Regions from separate parts of the Homo sapiens genome. Here region 2 is linked to region 1. A link is an interaction called in ENCODE POLR2A ChIA-PET data of the cell type or tissue named here. Cell type or tissue: MCF 10A. All regions are shown on one strand. Each heading gives the region's core, and the rest is flanking DNA. Links, peaks and the distances in the headings are about the cores only.

What was found. Peaks named below come from ENCODE experiments on the same cell type or tissue, not always from the same donor. Only the 100,000 strongest peaks of a DNase experiment are listed, where the experiment ranks them.
Region 2: POLR2A ChIA-PET joins it to region 1 with 5 read pairs; 2 of 35 experiments call an interaction of 5 or more read pairs at or near these places.

The regions. Positions count from the first base shown.
Region 1 is chr2:157,102,498-157,113,727 of GRCh38, forward strand. No RefSeq gene overlaps it. Among named protein-coding and RNA genes, the nearest start is that of GALNT5, 150 kb to the right of the region's middle. In MCF 10A, for the core only: no CTCF peak of the experiment used is centred there; a DNase peak (open chromatin) is centred at 5,574.
Region 2 is chr2:156,464,895-156,476,124 of GRCh38, forward strand. It overlaps GPD2 (glycerol-3-phosphate dehydrogenase 2), which reads left to right. Exons shown (of 17, transcript NM_000408.5): 2 at 11,204-11,230. The coding sequence starts at 11,212. Among named protein-coding and RNA genes, the nearest start is that of GPD2, 34 kb to the left of the region's middle. In MCF 10A, for the core only: no CTCF peak of the experiment used is centred there; no DNase peak of the experiment used is centred there.

The DNA.
Region 1 (11,230 bases), core at 1,720-9,719:
AACAGTCAGGACCCTCAGCTGCAGGTCTGTTGGAGTTTGCTGGAGGTCCACTCCAGACCCTGTTTGCCTGGGTATCACCAATGGAGGCTGCAGAACAGCAAATATCACAGAACAGGAAATGCTGCTGCCTGATCCTTCCTCTGGAAGCTTCATCTCAGAGGGGTACCCAGCTGTATGAGGTGTCAGTAGGCCCCTACTGGGAGGTGCCTTCCAATTAGGCTACTCGGAGGTCAGGGACCCACTTAAGGAGGCAGTCTGTCCGTTCTCAGATCTCAAACTCGGTGCTGGGAGAACCACTACTCTCTTACCTTGGTGTAGTTTTCTTCATGTTTCTTGAACATGGGATTTATTCACCTTTTTGGATCTATATAGGTTTATATTTTTATTAAATTTAGAAAAAATTTCAGTCATTATTTCTCAATTGTTCTTCTATTATGTTCTCTCTTCAGTCTTTTTCTAGGGACTCCAATTAAATATTTACTATTGAAGTTGACTCCCAACTATTTACTTACAATCTATATACATTTTTGTGTTTTTTTCTGTGTGTTCCATTTCAATTTTTTTTTAATGATCTATATTCAAGTCAGCCAATCTCTTCTCCTGCAATGTCTAATCTGCCTTTCATCTCTAAAGTCCAATATGGGTATTCTTTTTATATAACTTCTATGTTTCTATTTAACATATTAAATATTTCCTCTAGATTTTTTAAACATATGAAATATGGTTATAATAACTATTTTCCTGTCATCGTTTGCTACTTCAACCACATTCATCGATTCCAAGTTTATTTTTTGTTGGTTTTCAGCCTCATTATAAGTCATATTTTTAGGTCTTGCTTTTAAAGATGTGTTTGGCATAATCTAATCATCTGGGGCTTATTATTGCCTACTACTAAAATGAGACTCACCTGAGTACTCTACTTAATACTCCATAAATTATAAGGTTTTCCAATATGACACTGGTTGAACAGGCAATATTCATAGCCCTGTGTGAGGCGTTCCTTCTAGTAGAGTCATTCTTTCTCTAATATTGGATAATTTCTTCACATGAGCACACTGATCAATACTCTGATCAATGTTTGAAGGCAATCCTCTGAATATCCCTAGAGTTTTGTGTCTGTGCATCTCTAGTAGTCTGCCCTGTGAACTCTAGATGCATTGGCTTCCCCAGACTCTTCAACTCAGGGAGTCTACTGGGTTCTACCTGGTTTCTCCTTTATGCACTACCCTAGAAACTCTCTCACAACTAATAGGTGGAAGGTGACAGTACTAACTTTCTTTGCTTCCCATCTCATATAAATCACTTTCCATGTTGTCTAATGTCAAATATCTTGCAAATAATTAAAAAATATGTGCTGTTTGAGTTTTTAGTTGTTTCTGGTGGAATGGTAAATCTGGAGCCTGTTAGTTCATTGTATAGTGAACGTAAGTTTTTCATAGTTTGAAGTGATTCAGTTGATCACCTACCTAGGTTTCCTGATTTCCAGAGAAGAATCTTATACTCAGCAAGAAGAGGTAAGGTAAAGAACTAATAATCAACCAATTATCCTTCTGGGAGCATAGACAGTGGCTGTGTCTGCAGCTGTTTAATTCCTGTATCCTGTTTCTTTCAAGTTTAGGTTTCTTTTTCTTTTTTATGTATTTTTCTAACCTTAGTAAGGGAGGACTATAGTCCCTCTTTGAGAAATTTCTGCAAAAATTTTCACTGTAGTCATTGTGCCAAGATTTTCAAAATTTGCTCTTGGAGACTGCAACTCTCTCCCAAACATGCTCCCATTCAAGGCCTAGTCACCATTATCTCCTAGTAGCAGCTACAGAAAAAACTTCTGGTAACTGACTTTGGTTTTATGGTACAATGCACAGGTGGACACTGGAGCTAATTTGTTGCTTTGACATTGACCTAAAATATGTTTTCATTCTGAACTAGACTTAGCTTATTTTCAAATGATTACAAATGTGGCATGGGAAGCTTCCCGGGCCCACCAAAGACCTGATTTCTGGCTGAAACTCCACTTCCTCTAAGAGATATGATTTATATCTACCATGTAGAGGCTTTTTTACTATCTATAAGAACAGTGTATGTGTGAGAAACCCTCTCTGGGTAATTAAAAATGTCTGAATTTATACCAAGTGAGAAAAAAACCAAATTCCCAGGTATGTAATTTTTCTTCTTCTTTTTTCCAGGAGGATATGGGTATCTTTCAACAGCTACCAACAGATCCTGATAACCAGCTTACAGACTCCATCAAAAGGCCTATTGTAAAACTTGAAGACTCACCTAACAAGTCAATGCATTCTCCTAGGACCTCTCATACCATCATCCCCACAGCCAACAGCCCATGCTTACCCATGCATGGTATCCCACACAGTACATGTGAGCCTCCACAGACAGCATGCATATCTCAACAGCAGATGCAGAGCTCAGTAGCTGGCTTGGCTGTTGGATTAGGTGACGATGCTCAACCTCAAACACATCAGGACCATAGAAAAAATAAAAGGAGTTTCTCGGCACCAGGCTTGTCTTTTCAGAATTGAGAGAAGGCACAAAATCTTAAGAATTACCCCTAAGAGGGAACAAGAGGAATGGAGCAGGTGCATCCATAGAAAAAATCTGAGAGATCCCCAGAATCCCTAGCCAGGTTTACTGGTGAAGGTCTTTCTCTCCTGAAGCTAATCAGAAAAGATGGGAGGAAGTGACTTCTTTAAATGTGAAGACAACAATGTACGATTTCAAGGAACAAGAAGAATAATGGAATTAAGACACCACCAAGGAACAAAATAAAGCTGCTGTGGCTGAAATTAAAGAAATGGAAGTTTATGAACTGATTGACAAAGAGTTCAAAACAATTATCTTAAAGAATTTCATTGAGCTAGAACACAGATAGAAAACTAAACAAAACCAGGAAAAGAACAAAATGAAAAGTTCAACAGAAATAGAATCTATTTAAAAACACAAAGAAACTATGGAGCTGACTAACATAATGTCTAAACTGAAAAATTCAATAGAGATCTTCAACAGCAGACTCAAAGCAAAATGAAAAATCACAGAACTCTAAAATAGAGTATATTAAATTACGCAATCAGAGGAACAAAAAGAAATAAGAATTAAAAACAGAAAATAAAGCCTACCTGATTTATGGGACAGCATCTAGTGAACCAAAATAAGTATTGTGGAAGTTCAAGAAGGAGTAAAGAAAAAAAGACAGGGGCAACAGAAAACTTACTTTAAAAAATAATGACAGAAAATTTACTAAATCTGGAAAGGAAAACAAACATCCAGATTCATAAAGCCGAAAGAACCTCAAATAGGTTAAACACAAAGAAGCCTTCATTGAGATACATTATGATAAAATTGTCAAGGTCAAGGACAGAGAAAATTTTGAAAGCAGCAAGAGAAAAGCAACTCATAACATACAAGGTAACTGCAATGAGACTGTTGGTGTATTTCTCAGTTGAAACCTTATAGGATGCGAGACAGTGTGACACTAAAGTCAAAGTACTATACTAAAAGAAAAAATGCCAATTAAGAATACTATACCTGGCAAAGCTGTGCCTCAGAAATGAAGGAGAGATGAAGACTTTCTTGGGCACACAAAAGCTGAGGAAGATTATCACCACTAGGCCTATCATACAAGAAATTCTAAAAGGAGTTCTCTAACTTGAAATTAAAGGATTCTTTTTTTTTCTTTTTTATTTTTTTGAGATGGAATCTTGCTCTGTTGTCCAGGCTGGAGTGGTGCAGTGGTGCAATCTGGCTCGCTGCAACCTCCATCTCCTGGGTCCAAGCAATTCTCCTGCCTCAGCCTCCTGAGTAGCTGGGATTACAGGTGTGCACCATCATTCCCAGCTAATTTTTGTATTTTTAGTAGATATGGGGTTTCACCATGTTGGTCAGGCTGGTCTTGAACTCCTGACCTCGTGATCCACCCACCTCAGCCTCGCAAAGTGCTGGGATTACAGGCTTGAGCCACCATGCCCAACGGAAATGAAAGGATTCTAACTAACATCATGAAAACATACGAAAGTATAAAACTCACTGGTAAAGGTATGTATGTTATCTAATTCAGAATAATCTAATACTTTAATGGTGGTTCATAAATCACTTTTAACTCTAGTATAAAAGTTAAAAAACAAAATATTGAAAATACACCTACAATAATGTGTTAATGGAACACGTTATAAAATAAGGTAAATTGTAAGATCAATAACAAAATATGCATAGGGAGAAGCAAAGTGCTGAGTTTTTGTATGTGATTGAAGTTAAGTTGCTAGCAGCTTAAAATAGACAGCTATAAGACTTTTAATGTAAGATTCATGATAATCTCAAAGAAACCTGTGACAGATACACAAAAGATAAAAAGAAAGGAATAAAAACATACCACTACATCCTTGGGGCACAAGCATAAGAAAGGAATAAAACAAACAAACAAAAAACCTCTTTTCCAAGGTGGCAGATTGGAGGCAGTGTTAGCATGCCTCTCTCACTTGGAAAGACAAAATAGTAAGTAGAGATTCATACTGTGAACTTTTTTCCAAGAAGAAATGTAGGAACTCAACAGGAAATGAAAAGAAACCACAGATGCTTTGAAAGAAACAGCGGGTTATAGATTACACTGTGAACCAGGCAAAAAACTGTAAGTCCACAGAGTGTGAGAGGGCAAGAGACTGCCTCCAGCATATACACCACTACCATGGTACCTGGCAATCCCACTCACAGGGGAAGACATTAACCCTACCCAGCACTGCAACTAATGTAGGGAATGGTGGGGAATATAAAAGTGGGAGCAGCAATGGGAAGAGCCTTGTATGCATTCCCAGTCTTCAGCACAGACCAAGGGAAGACATTCCTGATTCTAGATCACAGGTGACCTCATGAAAGCCTGCCAATTAAATCAGGCAGTGGCTGCAGGCTGAAAGAAGCTCCCAACTGAATTTCACAATATAATATTAAATGGGGATGAACTCCCTTGGCCAAAGCCAGGAGTTGAGTGAGAAGTGTGTTACAGCCATGGGCAGAAGAGCTGGGCACCTTAGATTTGTGAGTGGACAGGAAGAGGCGTGGCCTGAAAGCCTGGGTTCCTCTCTCCCTGGGGAAGGCTTGTGGCCTGGGACAGTTTTGAGTTCTGAGTGTAGACTGCCTGGAATTTAGCTCACTGTTGCTAGCAAACACTGTAGGTGAGAGGCCTGCCTTGCCAAGTGTGTGAGAGCTGGGTGAGGCTTACTGCCACTTGCTACTCCCCACTCCCTGGGCAAACTCTTCTGTGCAGCAGAGGCAGCTATGCTCCTTCCTGGAACATTACCCCAGGGGCCAGAGAATTGCCCTCCTACTCCAACAAGGGTCTCTGCTTGCCCTGCACATGGAGAGCCAGAATGCAGACCTGCCTGACCCAGCCCCCACCTGGCTTTTCCCCTCCACCTGCCCTGGTAGTTTAATGCAAAGGAGAGAAACTTTTTAGAGCCCTATGACCCCACCCATTGCCTGAGAAACCAGAGGACCTCCCCAGGGTAACATAAGGCAAGCAAAAATCCCACTGCTACTACCGCAGCTGGCTGTCTTTTGTAAGCACCACTTCCTGGCTGGAGGCCAAATGACATAATCCATTACAGCATCTACAGGTGGAATAACACTGCACCGAGGAATGAGAAAACTTGTACATGACCTCAGCTATCACCACTGCCTGCACCACCCTGGCTAACCAGGAGGTCCTGAGTCTGTACACCTGACCAGTGCATTACCACTGCAATTGGCATTTAAGAAAGCCAATGCACTGAGACTATTTATAATCAGGGAATCTCATAGAATCTACATCACTCCTCTGTCACCCCCATCAGAGGGATTGCTGATACCTGCTGCTGGGAGACTTGAGGACAGGTACATCTCTGGATCACTTACAGATATTCCCTAGCACCAGCCTGAAATGTGGCAGACTTACTAGGTTGCTAGACCCCAAGGAGCAGCAGCATTCACAGTAGAATGGGTCTCTGGAACTTCAACAAACCCAGTAAATAAAATACTGGGGGTCGGGCACAGTGGCTCACACCTGTAATCCCAGCACTTTGGGAGGCCGAGGAAGGCGGATCACCTGAGGTCAGGAGTTCAAGACCAGCCTGATCAACGTGGTGAAAACCCATCTCCACTAAAAATACAAAAATTAGCTGGGCATGGTGACATGCACCTGGAATCCCAGCTACTTGGGAAGCTGAGGCAGGAGAATCACTTGAAACCAGGAGGTGGAGATTGCAGTGAGCCGAGATCATGCCACTGCACTCCAGCCTGTATGACAGAGTGAGACTCCTTCTCAAACTAACTAAATAATACTGGGAAAACAATGAATAAATAAATAAGCATACACCATTGGGGAACAAAGTAAGCTTCAAGAGACCTCTGCCATTCCAACCCCATAGGAGACAGTGAACTTGCCTACACACTGAGCACATTGCTATTTTAACCAGTATCTGAGAAAGCTATCCTACAAAGTTTCTCTATAACCAAGGAACTTGTACAGAATCTTCACCCCTGAAAGTACGAAGAGCTGAATTAGGCTACGATAAACTATATACATTAAAGTCACATCACTAAGGGGGAAAAAAGAAGTTTAAAAAAACCACAGTCAAATAAAGAATAAATTCAAGAATAATTAGAAGGAATAGTCTACCCTAATGAGAAAGAAGCAGAAAAATAATTCTAGTAATATGACAAAACAAGGTTCTGTAACACCACCAAAAAAGATCACATCTCTAGCAATAAATCTAAACCAAGATGAAATCTTTGAAATACCAGGTAAAGAATTCAAAAGGTTGATCGTTAAGCTACTTGAGGAGATACCAGAGAATGATGAAAACCAAAATAAAGAAATCTGAAAAACAATTCAGGATATGAATGAAAAATTTTCTAAAGAGATAGATTGGTTTTAAATGCAAACCAATCAGAAATTCTAGAAATGAAAGTCACATTTAGAGAATTACAAAATGCAGTGGGAAGTTTTAACAATAGACTAGAAGAAACAGAAGAAAGAATTTCAGAGATCACAGACAAAATTGAAATAACCCCATCAGTCAAGATAAAGAAAAAAGAATCAAAATAAATAGTCTCCAAGAAATATGGGATCATGTAAAACAGCCAAACCTAAGAATAACTGGTGCTCCTGAGGGAGAAGAAAAAGTAAGAATTTTGGAAAACTTACTTGATGGAATAATTGAGGAAAACTTTCCTGTCCTTGCTAGATAATTAGATATTCAAATACAAGAAGTTCAAAGAACTGGACAGTTTATCACAAAAAGGACTTCACCTAAGCACACAGTCATCAGGTTTTCTAAAGTCAATGTGAATACAAGAATTCTGAGAGCAGTGAGACAAAAGAACCAGGTAACGACTAATAGCAGATTTCTCACCAGAAACCTTAGTAGCCAGAAGGGATTGGATTCCTATCTTTGGCCCCCTTAAACAGAATACCTGTCAGCCAAGAATTTCATATCCAGTAAAACTAAATTTTATAAATCAAAGAGAAATAAAGTCACTTTTAGATAAACAAATGCTGAGAGAATTTATTACTACCAGACCAGCAATATAAGAAATGCTGTAAGGAGTTCTATATTCTGAAACAAAATGTCAATACACACCAGAATAGAACCTCTTGAACCTGTAAAACTCACAGGGCCTATAAAACAATAACACAATGTAAAAAACAAAGTATCTAGGTAACCATTTAACATGATGACTGAAATAGTACCTCACGTGTCAATGTTAACATTGAATGTAAATGACCTAAATGCTCCTCTTAAAATATATAGATTTGCAGAATGGATTTAAAAATCACAAAACAAGAGACTCATCTAAGACACAAAAATTTATATATACTCAAGGTAAAGAGGTGGAAGAAGATATTCCATACCAATAAAAACCAAAAGTGAGAAAGAGTATCTATTCTTATGTCAGATAAAATGGACTTTAAAGCAAAAACATTTAAAAAGACAAAGAAGACGATTATATAATTATAAACGAATCAGCCAGGACGGTGGCTTATACCTGTAATGCCAGCACTTTGGGAGCCTGAGGCAGGCGGTTCATGAGGTCAGGAGTTCAAGACCAGCCTGAACAAGATGGTTAAACTCTGTCTCTACTAAAACTACAAACATTAGCCAGGCGTGATTGTGTGTGCCTGTAATCCCAGCTACTCAGGAGGCTGAGGCAGGAGAATTGCTTAAACCCAGGAGGCGGAGGTTGCAGAGAGCCAAGCACCACTGCACTCCAGCCTGGGTGACGGAGCGAGACTCCATCTCAAAAAAAAAAAATAAAAAAGAATCAATCCAACAAGAAGCTATTATATTACTATCCTCAATTTATATGCACCTAACACTTAAGTTCCCAGATTCATAAAACATTTACTACTAGATCTAAGAAAAGAGATACCCACACGATAATACTTAGGGACTTTAACACTCCACTGACAGCACTAGGCAGATCACCAAATAAGAAAGTCAACAAAGAAACAATGGACTTAAACTATACTCTAGAACAAATGGACCTAATAGATATTTACAGAATATTCTACTCAAGATCTTCAAAAGGTACATTTTTTTACCTGAGCACATAGAACATTCTCAAAAATAGACCTTATGATAGGCCACAAAACAAGTTTCAATACATTTAAGTACATCAAAGTCATATCAAGTATCTTCCCAGACCAAAGAGGAATAAAACTGGAAATCAACTCCAAAAGGAACCCTTAAAACTACAAATATATGGAAATTATAAAATCTGCTCCTGAGTAATATTTGAGTTAACAACGAAAACAGATGGAAATTTATAAATTCCTTGAAATGAATAATAGTGACACAAGTTATCAAAACCTCTGGGATACAGCAAAAGCAGTTCCAAGAAGAATGTTTATACCATTAAATGCCTACATCAAAAACTCTAAAGGATCACATATTGACAACCTAATGTCACACCTCAAAGAACCCAAGAAACAAGAACAAACTAAACCCAAAGCTAGCAGAGGAAAAGAAATAACAAGGATCAAAGAAAAACTAAATGAAATTGAAATAAAAAAATACAAAAGATCAATGAAATAAAAAGCTAGTTGTTTGAAAAGATAAAATTGATAGATCTTTAGCTAGTTTAACCAAGAAAAAAAGAGAGAAGACTCAAATAAACTCAGATATGAAAGTGGAGACATTACAACAGACACCACAGAAATACAAAAGATCATTTAAGACTACTGTCAACACCTCTATGCATACAAACTGGAAAATCTAGAGGAAACAGATAAACATCTGGAAACATACAATCCTTCTAGATTAACTTAGAAAGAAATAGAGACCCTGAACCAACCAATAACAAGCAGCAAGATGAAATCAGTAATGAAAAAAAATTGCCAACAAAAAAAGCCCAGGGCCAGATAGATTCACAGCTGAATTCTACTATACATTCAAAGAAGAATTGGTGCGAATCCTTCTGAAACTATTCCAATAGATTGAGAAAGAGAGAATCTTCCCTAACTCATTCTATGAAGCCAGTATCACCCTGATACCAAAACCAGGGAAGGACATAACAACAAAGAAGAAAATTACAGACCAATACCCCTGAAAAACATAGATACAGAAACTATGCATACAAAATACATGCTAACTGAATCTAACAACACATCAAAAAGATAGTACAAAAAATACAAAAATTAACCAGGTGCAGTGACGTGATCCTGTAACCCCAGATACTCAGGAGGCTGACACAGGAGAATTGCTTCAGCCCAGGAGACAGAGATTGCAGTGAACTGAGATTATGCCATTGCACTTCAGCCCGAGAGACAGAATGAGACCCTGTCTCAAGATAAAATAAAATAAAAAAGGTAGTACACTATGATCAAATGAGTTTCATTTCAGGAATATGAGGATGGTTTAACAACACAAGTCAATAAATACGATACATCACATAAGCAAAATTCATAATAAAACCCACATGATCATTTCAATAGATGCAGAAAAAGCATTTGATAAAACTCAGCATCCTTTTATGATAAAAACACTAAGCAAACTAGGCATAGAAGGGACTTAACTGAAAATAATAAAAGCTGTGTATAACAAACACACAGCCCATATCATATGGAGTGGGGAAAAGATTAAAGCCCTCCCCCTGAGAACTGGAACAAGATAAGGATGCTCAACTTTGCTACTTCTATTCAACATAGTACTGGAAGTCTTAGCCAGAGCAATCAGGCAAGAGAAAAAAATAAAAAGCATCCGAATTGAAAAAGTAGAAGTTAAACTATTGCTGTTTGCTGATGATAGGATTATATATCTAGAAAACGATAAGATTCCTCCAAAAGACTCCGAGATTGATAAATGAATTCAGTAAAGTGTCAGGTAAAAAATTCATGTACATAAATCAGTAGCATTGCTATATACCAACAACCACCAAGGTGAGAATCAAATTAAGAACCCAATTCATTTTATAACAGCTGCTAAACAAATAAAACACTTAGGAATAAACTGAACCAAAGAGGTGAAAGATCTCTACAAGGAGAACTAGAAAACAACTGCTGAAAGAAATCACAGATGACACAAACAAATGGAAACACATCTCATGCTCATGGATTAGAAGAATCAATATTGTGATACTGCCCAAAGCAATCTACAGATTCAATGTGATTCCTATTAAAATACCAATACCATTTTTCACAGAATTAAAAAAAATACTAAAATGCATATGGAACCAAAAAAGAGCCTAAATAGCCAAAGCAATCCTAAGCAGAAAGAACAAATTTGGAGGCATTACATTACCAGATGTCAAATTATACTACAAGGATATAGTTACCAAAACAGCATGGTACTGATATAAAAAGGAGATGCATCGACTAGAACAGAATAGAGAACTCAGGTATAAAGCCAAATAATTACAACCAACTGATCTTTGACAAAGCATATAAAAACATAAATTGGGGAAATGATACCCTATTAAATAAACGGTTTTGGGAAAACTGGCTAGCCACAAGTAGAAAAACGAAACTGGATCCTGTCTCTCACCTTGTAAAAAAATCAACTCAAGAGGGATCAAATACTTAAATCTAATAGACAAAAACATAAAATTTCTAGGAGATGACCTAGAAAAAACTCTCTGGACATTGGCTTAGGCAAAGAATTCATGACTAAGACCTCTAAAGCAAATGCAACAAAAATTTAAAAAATAATAAATGAGACCTAATTAAAAAGCGTCTGAACAGCAAGAGAAATAA
Region 2 (11,230 bases), core at 3,231-11,230, 640 kb before region 1:
GGCTGGTGTGCAGTGGCATGATCTTGGCTCACTAAAGCCTCCACCTCCTGGGTTCAAGTGATTCTCCTGCCTCAGCCTCCTGAGTAGCTGGGACTACAGGCACCCATCACAACGCCTGGCTAATTTTTGTAGTTTTAGTAGAGATGGGGCTTCACCATGTTGGCCAGGCTGGTCTCGAACTCCTGACCTCAAGTGATCCACCCGCCACGGCCTCCCAGAGTGCTGGGATTACAGGCATGAGCCACCGTGCCCGGCCTGGACTTTGTTTTCTTACAAAACATTTTACAGTATGTATTCAACAGCCATGATTGTAGTTACTCTGTAAGGCTTTGTTAGTTTTAATAAATTTTGAGGGAAGGCTTGATATGTTTTAATCTTAAGACAGACATTTAAAACTCTTTGATTTGCAGCTTATTTTATAGCAAGGTAAAGGACTTTTTCTTTTCTTTTCTTTCTTTCTTTCTTTCTTTTTTTTTTTTTTTTTTGAGACAGGATCTCATTCTATCACCTGTGCTGGAGTGCAGTGGTGCCCTCATAGCTCACTGCAGCCTTGAATTCCTGGGTTCAAACAATCCTCCCACTTCAGTCTCCTGAGTAACTGGTACTACAGGCATGTGCCATCATGCCCAGCTAATTAAAAAGATTTTTTCTGTAGAGACAGGGTCTCGCTTCCCAGGTTGGTCTTGAACTCCTGGCCTCAAGGGGTCCTCCTGCCTGGGTTTCTCTGAGTCTGGGATTATAGATGTTAGCCACCCACCACTCCAGGCCTTTTTCTTGTTTTGATTACTGAAGTAGATTCTGTAACAGCATGTAAAATGTAAAAAGAGCGTTTATGCTGCCAAAGGAATGTCAAACATTATCTTAACCCAATAAAGGGTTAGTAAAGGGGCGGAAAGACTGAAAGAAGCACAGGACTAGTATGGTCTGTTTGACTAATGAACTTCTTTTGAATGTTATCAATGAATGTGTTTCATTGATAACATTCCTGCCTCCTCAAGGCAGATTTAAAGTTTTTCTCCCTGTTGTGCTATCTCCTTTTCATGCTAAGTCAACCATTTCTTGTTAGTTGATATAAATGCAAGTTTGTTTAATTCTGTACTAGGCATGTTATCTACTCAGCTCCTTAACCTGACTTGTGTTTTTACAAGGGGTTGGCATTTTTGTGAAGGAATGCTTCAAGTTTTCACTTGGGAGGGACATTTTATTTTGGGGCTCTCAGGGTTACCCTCAATTATGTATATGGTAAGCAAAGAAGGCAGAGATAGATTTTAATGGAATATTAAAGATAGGATTGTACGACTTTAAACACAAATCCGTGAATATATCTGGAGTGATACAGAGTATATATTAACTTTGCTTTTAAAATGAATTTAAAATGGAATACAAATTCACTTGCGTGCACTAACTATAGTTCTTTATGACTTTTATAGCAATTGTATGGAAAGCAAACATAATAGAAACTATTCTATTATGAATTAAGCTGTGGTTATTTGCATTTAATGAATATAATGAGCTTCATTGATTTCTTATAATTCTATAGTGAACCTCATGAAATAAAGAAAAAGGGTCAAATTTGTGACTATAGTTCCAGTGTGTATTTTAGAAATGGTAGAAAGCATAAGTATGTTATATGGCAATTGCCTTGGAAATGGCATATATTTTGTAAAAAATCGGGTCTTAAATAATGCATCACTACTAGAGTGCAAACGTGTATCCTTGTGTTCCTCTAAGGCTCCCTCCCTTTCAATGCATTTTTTGTTTTAGAGGACTTTGTGAAATAAATGCTCGATTAACAGTTATGACATTATTAAACTTAACCCCCCATCACACATCAGAAATCCCATGTAATAATGTTTGCAACAAATTTTTTATAAACAGAGACTTTTAACTGGCTCACTTAAAATAGTTATTGACCTTATTTTCTCCTTCTTTTGTACCTTTTACTTGCATTTTTTGAACTCTGCCCCTGAAACTAGCTCAACTCGTTTCTTAGCCAGCTTCTCCTGTCAAGCTTCCAGGCTCCTGCCCTCCTTTGAGGCTGAGAAGTGGTCCTGGGCCAACCTCGTTCTCACTGTTGGTTTGCTTCTAAAATGATATAATTGACATAAAGGTGACCCAGGGAGACTCAGAATTTTCTAGCTTTACACTATGTGAATTGATATAAATATAGTGTTTATTTTCTTTCGCTTTCTCTTTGTTTCATGATTTTTTTTTTTTCTCATTCTTCTTTATGGAAATACTCTTCCTCTGCTAAAATTGTTTACTTTCTCTTGGGCTGGGGTGGGCCCTTCTGGCAGTAATTGCCTGGGGAAATAAATGGATTGGAAGTGAAAGAACCTGCCCTTCTTGGAAGCAGGCTGGCCTTTTGATAGGGTGTGGAAGTCAGGGACAAAGCTAGAGTCTGGATGCCTTCCCAGCAATGTGTGAGTGTGTTGCTTTAGCTTCTTCCACCACAGTCCAAAAATTTGTGTATTTAGAACCTGAGGATTATGTTTCACACATTTCTGTTGACTTTTACTTGGTTTTTTGATTTATCTTGCGTTATCAGGATAATGCTTTTCTCAGTGACTTCGGAAAAGCCTTTTTGTTTGTTGTTTGATATCCTGTTCAGTGTATATATTCTTTACAACTATAGGTTGTTATTGTTGTGTTTGTGTGTTTTTGCTTTTGATATAATAGAGAAAAGGCTAAAGAAGGTGACGGAAGGATAAAAGTGTCTTCTGTTTTCTTAGGACTTGATACATTCACTTCTTTCCATAGGGATTGTCTTTTGTGAAGAACCCTTGGGTCAATTTCCTGTCCAGTCTTGGCCTAAATCCTTTTTAAAAGCAACAACAACAAAAGAGGAGAATTCACCTTCAGTTTACAGAATAGACCTCCTCTCTGTTTCCAGAGAACAGGCTAATGTGCCTCTTCTGTTTGACTGTTTTGTTCATTTAGGTCTGATAGCTTTCAAAAAGTACACTTGAGGGCTCTCTGTGTGTTTCTGTAGGAATCACATGTGTAAGATACAGGTGTGTAAGTCCTTCTCTGCTTGGCTGGGGGGAATGCGTTTGCAGGCAGAGTACTAATCATGATCCCCACAGTAAAGTAAAACTTGGGGAAAGAGTAGTACATGGTATGCTTTGATTGTTACTTGTCTGAGTAAGCACTGTATCAGCATATGTTTGGTGTGTCTGAACTATGAGATACCTCCTTCAAGGGAATTGTACAAAACATTTGTTATCACATTAATTGGAATAATAAAAGGTTTGCTTGCTAAAACACATCTAGTTCAAGCCACCCAGTGATCTTGACTTTTATAGTTAAAAGGGTGCTGCTGGGAGGGAAGAGGCTTTTGAGCTCACTCCTTCTTCTGTTTTACTGTGGACTTGCTGTCAAGCTATCCATGATTACAGACCCGTTTGCTAGGACCTTCTCTGATGAGGTTCTATATGCTTATTTTGTAAGACTCATGCACTTTTCTTCAATAAGTCACTGGATTTGTATGCGAGTGTGAGGCCTGGCCCTCTGAGTTGTGCCTTCCATGGGTGTGACAGTGTGACACGACTCAAAATAGTTGAAGGAGTGGGTTTTGCATGCACAGCTACAGGAGCAGGTGGCTGCACAGATGAAGTGTAAGGAGCATTTGCTACCTTTGGACCACAAAAGGCTTAGGTAAAGGGCTTAGTGATTAAAGGGCTACCTCTAGGTTACATCTTGGGGTTTTTATTTAATGTTTGAAATGCCTTGTACATCTGGATTTCTCAGTGTAGGTGATTGGAAGAGCATGGATCGCTTTTATTTATTTTTAATTTCTTTTTTCTTTTTAATTTTTCTGGGTACATAGTATGTATACATATTTTTGGGTACATGAGATAATTTGCTACAGGCATGCAATGAGTAACAGTAATATCAGGGTAAATGGGTATCCATTACCTTAAGCATTTATTTCTTTGTGTTACGAACATTCTCTTAGTTATTTTTAAATGTACAGTAAGTTATTGTTGACTGCAGTCACCCTGTTCTATCAACTTCCAGATCTTATTCATTCTAACTATGTTTTTATACTCATTAACCATCCCCACCCCAACCTCACTACCATCTCCAACCTTTGGTAGCCATCCTCTACTCTCTGACTCTCTGTCTCCATGAGTTCATTTGTTTTTATTTTTAGCTCCCACAAATGAGTGAGAATATGCAAAATTTGTCCTTCTGTGCCTTATTTATTTCACTTAACATGATGTCCTCCAGTTTTACCCGTGTTGTTGCAAATGAAATGATCTCATTCTTTTCTTTTTTGAGACGGAGTCTCTCGCTCTGTCGCCCAGGCTGGAGTGCAGTGGCGTGATCTCAGCTCACTGCAACCTCCACCTCCCAGGTTCACGTGATTTTCCTCCTGTCTCAGCCTCCTGAGTATCTGGGATTACAGGCACCCACCACCACGCCTGGCTAATTTTTTTGTATTTTTAGTAGAGACGGAGTTTCACCATGTTGGCCAGGCTGGTTTCGAACTTCGGAACTCAAGTGATCTGCCCACCTTGGCATCCCAAAGTGCTAGGATTACAGGTGTGAGCCACTGTGCCCGGCCTGATCTCATTCTTTTTTATGGCTGAATACTACTTCATTGTGTATATGTACCACATTTTTGTTATCCATTTGTCTGTTGATGGACACTTAGGTTGATTGAAAATCTTGGCTACTGTGACTAGTGCTGCAATAAACATGGGAGTGCAATATGGGATGCCTTTATGTCTTGCTGGAGAATGCATGCCCCGAGGACAGCAAGGCTGGTCGTTGAAATTACTCTTCTGTAATTGATCTTTGAGCTGTACTCTCCGCCCCTCCATTGGTCATGCTTGTAAGGGATGGAGAGAAATATGCTTACTTCTATGCTGGCATAAGAATCAAAACCCTGAGAAGTTCTAAACTAATGGAGAGCATGGGGATTAGAAAGGTAATTGAGGTTTCTATATAAGAAACCAGAAAGATAGGAGAGTTTTTGTAAACATGAAGGTGTTACAGGAAGGGGGTCCCCATCCAGATGCCTAGAGAGGGTTCTTGGATCTCACACAAGAGTTAAGGGTGAGTCCATAAAGTGAAAGTGAAGGAATAAAAGAATGACTACTCCATACACACAGGGCTGCTGGTTGCCCATTTTTATGGTTATTTCTTGATTATATGCTAAACAAGGGGTGGCTTATTTTACCCAGCTCCTATTCAAGATGGAGTTCCTCTGGTTCACACGCCTCTGACAAAGGGACCCAGGGCTTATTCCACAGAGGAGTGACAAATGTATTTGCATGGAATCTTTTTCTTTTTCTTTTTCTTTTTTTTTTAAGACAGGGTTTTGCTCTGTCGCCCAGGCTGGAGTGCAGTGGTATGATCATGGCTCATTGAAGCCTTGACCTCCTGGGCACACATGATTCCTCCCACTTTGGCCTCTTGAATAGCTGAAACTAGAGGTGTGCGCCACCATGCCCAGCTAATTTTTAAATTTTCTTTAATAGAGATGGAGTCTTGCTTTGTTGCCCAAGCTGGTCTTGAACTCCTGATATCAAAGAATCCTCCTGCCTTGGCCTCCCAAATTGCTGGGATTACAGGTATAAGCCACTGGTCCAGCCCATTTGCATGATTCTTACTTATGCTAAATTTGTATTTTGATAAGTAAGGCTTCTGGAAGAGAGAAGACAGGGAGATGAGTAGGAGAGTGAGTACTTTTTAAAGAGATTTCAGAGGCCAGGAAGTGCGATCTGGTTCTGGAATAAATTTGCTTGTGCATAGTTGCCTTGCCTATGAATGGGAGGAGGTAGAAGTGGTGGATGCACTCAGGGACTTACATGAAATAGGATGTGAGGAGTTGTTCTTTGTTAAAAGTCACTGTCTATAATGGGAGCCCTACAAGGACATCTAAGAATTCATCTGAGCCAGATAAGTTGCAGCAGTCAGGTACAAACAAAGGTCAGCAAACTTTGAGAAGTGGCAAATTTAGTTTTTGTTTGCTAGCAGTAAGTACATTTTGTTGTGTAGCAATTACATCTGTCAGTTCTAGGCAAAATTTTCCCAAGTACCTATTACTCTTGGGAGTTTTAGACCCAAATATTCATCTGTGCTGTTTTCTGAGTAGATGTTCCGTCAAGATCTCAAATTTTCTTAGTTGCAAGCTGAGCTTCTCTTCTTCCTTAAACCTGCTTCTCTTTCTAGATCTTAATATTGAAATCTTGGGGTCATTTTCCAGCTGCCCAAACTAAAACCACTTATTGTGTTCAGTCTCTTCCTGCTGCCTCCTGTAATCGGTTGTCAGGTCTTGTCATGCTGTCTAATTGAGTGCTGTCCTTAGACAGTTGTGCAAAACATCAGTCTCTAGATTTGCACTCTTTAATGTTGCCTTAAACCAGGCTCTTCTCTCACATGGGATCTATTTCATTGCCCTCTAATTGGTCTCTCTGTCTTCGTAAGCTTCAACACTAAAAATCTACTTGAACAGTCTTTACAGAACGTTAGACAAAACATCTTACTTCCTTAATCTACAGCCTCTACTCCCCGTTGCCAACAGGATATCATAGAAATATTTTACTTCACGTGTACACAGTCTTCCTCTCTCTTCCCTCTGGACTTCTTTTTAAACACCATTTCTAGCTGTACATCATCTCCAGCCAAACGAGATAACTATTTGTATGCCTAGAACGTACCATGATGCTCCCCTTTCTCCACCAATTGTCTTTCTCTATAACGTTCCCTACTCACTCCCCTCCAAATTTTTTCCCCTTCAAGACCCTTCTCCAAAATCCTGTCTTCACTGAAGCCTTCTTTAATTCTTTTAGTCAGAGTCAATTTCTTGCAACATTAAAATGATATAGCACCTTGCTTTTTTTTTCTATCAGACTATAACACTCAGTATAGCACAACTAGTTATAAGACAGAGTGCAGAGTTACAAGACACACTTTGATATTTAATCCTACAGATAGATTAATTGCTTGTGGGCAGTTAGTTGATAAACTCACAGATATATTTAGTTGAGCACCATTTGTTTAGGTTTTGCCAACTGAGCTGGTGTTCTCCTTGCAAGAATTAGAGCTAGCTCTGGTCTATGTCAATGCAGCAGCTGGTCCTGAGTAAGCATATATGTGATTTAATTAAAAGGCTATAAAACATGGATTTGAAGCTATGATAAATAAGCTAATTCTATTTTTTAAAATTTTTTCACCTCTGGTTTCCTTGAACATTTATTGCAGAAGTTAGTAAAGATTTGTGTATATTTTTGGTCCCCTTCTTTGCTAGTTTTCTAGTAAAGCTGTTACTTAGAAGGAAATAATCTTTTTTTTTTGTTTGTAATCATTGTGAAAACGTTTCTCCTTACAATGGTAAATGGGTACATGTTGTCCACAGCATTTGGTTTATATAGTTCTAAATTTCATTCTTTCAGCATTAAAACAAAGTTCTTTTTTAAATTTTTTATTTTTTGAGACAGGGTCTTACTCTGTCACCCAGACTGGAGTGCAGTGGCGCAGTCTCGGCTCACTGCAGTCTCCGCCTCCGAGGCTCAAGGGATTCTCTTGCCTCAGGCTCCCGAGTAGCTGGGATTACAGGCGCATGCCACTACTGCCTGGCTAATTTTTGTATTTTTAGTAGAGACAAGGTTTCAGCATGTTGGCCAGGCTGGTCTTGAACTCCTGACCTCAAATGATCTACCCACCTCAGCCTCCCAAAGTGCTGGGATTACAGATGTGAGCCACCGTGCCCGGCCCTAAAACAAAGGTCTTACATTACCTGGCAGAAGATTACTAGTAGATACTTTGCTAGAGACTTCTTCATTGCCTTGGAGATTAACCCAAATGCCAAGGGACTGAACATTTGGGTGACTTTGAGAATAGGGCCTTCTTTTGGGAGTGACAACAAAATATGGTATAGCTTTTGGGGAGAAGTTGCCTTTTGAGACCAAAGGCAGGACAGAACCACCAGGGCTCAAGAACATAAACTCAGTCTTGTTTTCTCACTTAGTAGGCAGTGACTTTGGGGAAATCCCCCATTTCCTCTGAGCTACCACTGCCCCTTTTATGAAATTAGATGTTGTGAGGGTGAAATGAGCTGATGTGTATAAAGAATTAAAAGCACAGTACCTGTTACCTAGTAAATAATAAATGGTGGTGATTATTATTGTAACATTCATAACAATAACAACACTCATAATGATAATCTTAGGAAAGTCAAATGAAACTGGCTGATTCTTGCCTTTGACTTTGAGCTAGCCAGATGACCGTACAGAAGGATTTGATCACAGTAGAAATAATGAGCCCTCAAGCATACATTATTTTTTTAAATTATGGAAAAAGGAAAACTCTTTATTGATTATAGTTGATATTATTGCTAACTCTGCAAGATGACATGAGAATGTAGTTTTTTGATAGTATTAGTGGCTCATTGGGAAAATGCATGAAAATATCTTCCTTTGCAAGTTTTGGTCTCTGACAAATCAAATTAAAACAATACTATCAGGTAGGCAGGGAACATAGGGACCCACACATTTGGAAATACTAGCTTCAAACTTAACTGGCTGAATGAACACCTCTGAGAATGAAACATTTTCATTGACTGTGTTGTATATAACTTCCCTGAGTTGGCCATGTTGATGTGTGGTATCCTTTGTGAGGTCAACAATGACATTATCAACAAGACAGAAGCAATGATAAGTCAATCAGTCACAACACTCATATCCTAGGGACCACCACACTGCTATGAGTCAGGCATGTGCGTTGTTTAAGGTAAATAGTAAATAGAACTAGGACTTTATTCTCTGTCTCCAGTTGTCAGAGGAACCCAGTTAGCCTTGAGATAGCATGCTATCTCTTGGCTGCTAGGGCTTACATTGTTGTGTGATAGGCACCCATGTGAATGTTTACAACAGTACATTGATTGGTGATAGTGAGCTATGACAAATGGGTACCTGCTAAGTTAGGGTTTTTACTATCCCAGCAACCTAGGATATAAGGTTTTGCCTAGGGTTGACTGAATGATGAATGGTGGCCCCTAGCCAGCATACACCAACTTTCCTGCATAATTTGGGAAAGAGAAGATGGTTGATATAGCAAAGGGACAGTAAAGAAGAGACCTCCAGCAGCAGAGTACATATGCTTGTGAAATATTTTCCTAGTAAGAATCATTAAAATTTTTTTTAGAGACAGAGTCTTGTTCTGTCTCCCAGGCTGGAGTGCAGTGGCACAATTGCAGCTCACTACAAGCTCAAACTCCTGGGCTCTAATCCTGGGAAGAATCTTAATTAAAAAGATAAAGTTTAGAATTTAGGAGTTTGTCAGGAAGAATGAGATCAGAAGAAAAAAATTTTAAAAATGCCACCACATATCAGTATATAATTTATAGTATCCTAAAATGAGTTTTCTATAGGATCATAGTTATCAACTATATTGCAATTCTTTATTTAGGATAGTATGATAATAGATACAGTTTATTCAGTATGGACCCAAATATTTAACCGTATCATAATTTATGTTGAGATACTGTTTTTTTAGTATCCTAAGTTAAAACTACCTTCATAATAAATTGTTTTCTTGAGTTGTGAGCTATCAGTAGAATGTAACGTGTGTTGTCCAGACAGGCCAGTGCTCCACCCCTACAAGGAAATAGGGTAGTGGCTTCCCTGTTTCCCTGCTTTTGTGAATGTAAAGTCTTAGGCAGGTCAAATTACTCAACTCTAGAATTTTTTTTAGTTGATCACACAGGATTATCTTTTTACGTTTAACAGTAAAAGCGGACAAAAGGATTTTTGATGGAATTTTCATTTTTATGCAATCTTCTTAGTTTCTGAAAGAGTTAAAGAATAATTTTTAAGTCCTCATCAAAACTTTAGAAAATTCCATTATCAGTCCAGTAGTGGAAAACAAGTGAGAGGAAAGAAAGTTAAGAGCTAAGACAATGCAGAACTTGAGAAATATTCAGTGGAGCAGAGTGTGGGGTGGCTCATGTTTGTAATCCTAGCACTTTGGGAAGCCAAGGTAGGAGATTGCTTGAGTCCAGTTTGGGCAACATAGCAAGACCTTGTCTCTACAGAAAAAAAAAAAAGAAGAAGAAAGAAAGAAAAAAAAATAGCCATGCATGGCGGCATGCACTTGGTAGTATCAGCTACTTGGGAGAATCACTTGCCCAGGAGTTTGATTTTATAGTTTGCTATGATTGAGCCACTGCACTCTGGCCTGGGTGACAGAGCCAGACTCAGTCTCTACAAAAAGAGAGAAAGAAAAAAATATAAATACAGAGAGCACAAATATACAGTGAGTGCTTGATCTGGAGGGTTTTCTCTTAAAATTTTGGTGTCATGCAACTCTGGCTAGAAGAAAACTTTTTCTGTTAAGTTCCCCTAATGAAAGGAATTACAGCAGGTTAAATTGGTCAGTTTGTGAAAGTCTTAAGGCATAATACCTCTGACTTCTTATCTGTAAAGTATACTCTTTTTTTTTGAGACGGAGTCTAGCTCTGTCACCCAGGTTGGAGTGCAGTGGCATGATCTCGGCTCACTGCAACCTCTGCCTCCTGGGTTCAGGCGATTCTCCTGCCTCAGCCTCCCGAGTAGCTGGGATCACAGGCATCCACCACCACGGCCTCCCAAAGTGCTGGGATTACAAGTGTGAGCCACCACGCCCAGCCGACTCTTTCAATAATAGAAATATAACACTGCTGGCTTTTGGCTGTAGTGAAAACTTCATTAGAAAGGGAAAAACTTGGGAAGGGAGTCTTACCACAATTTGAATTAAACACTTGCCAAAGAACCTGAAGCAAGCTGATGTTTATTGTCTTGTTGAGTGACCCAAGACTTCTTTCTGCTGGTTCTCCTTGAGGAGAGGATTAGGTGTTGAGCAAATTTACAAGTATAGCATGCAGTTTTGTTAAATACCCAATGACATTTCTTTTCACAGTTCTTTTGACTTTATACTGTTTAAATATCCTCAGTTATCTCTTAATTTGCTTTTCTTTCTTTAATTCCTGTCGAACCAGAAAGTAACTTTTATGTGATCAATTCCCTTGTCTAGAATTTTTTGGCTATTTATTTTGAGTTGCAGTATACACATTGGTTTGTTAGTAATTTCCTTATTTTATGTTTTCTTTTCTAGTTTAACATGGTTTCATAATCTACACAGTGTCTTATTATTGGGATGGTTATGCGATAACTATCCCAATTAACTTCTTTTTGTTTCTTATTTTTCTTTGTAGGCTAAGAAATGGCATTTCAAAAGGCAG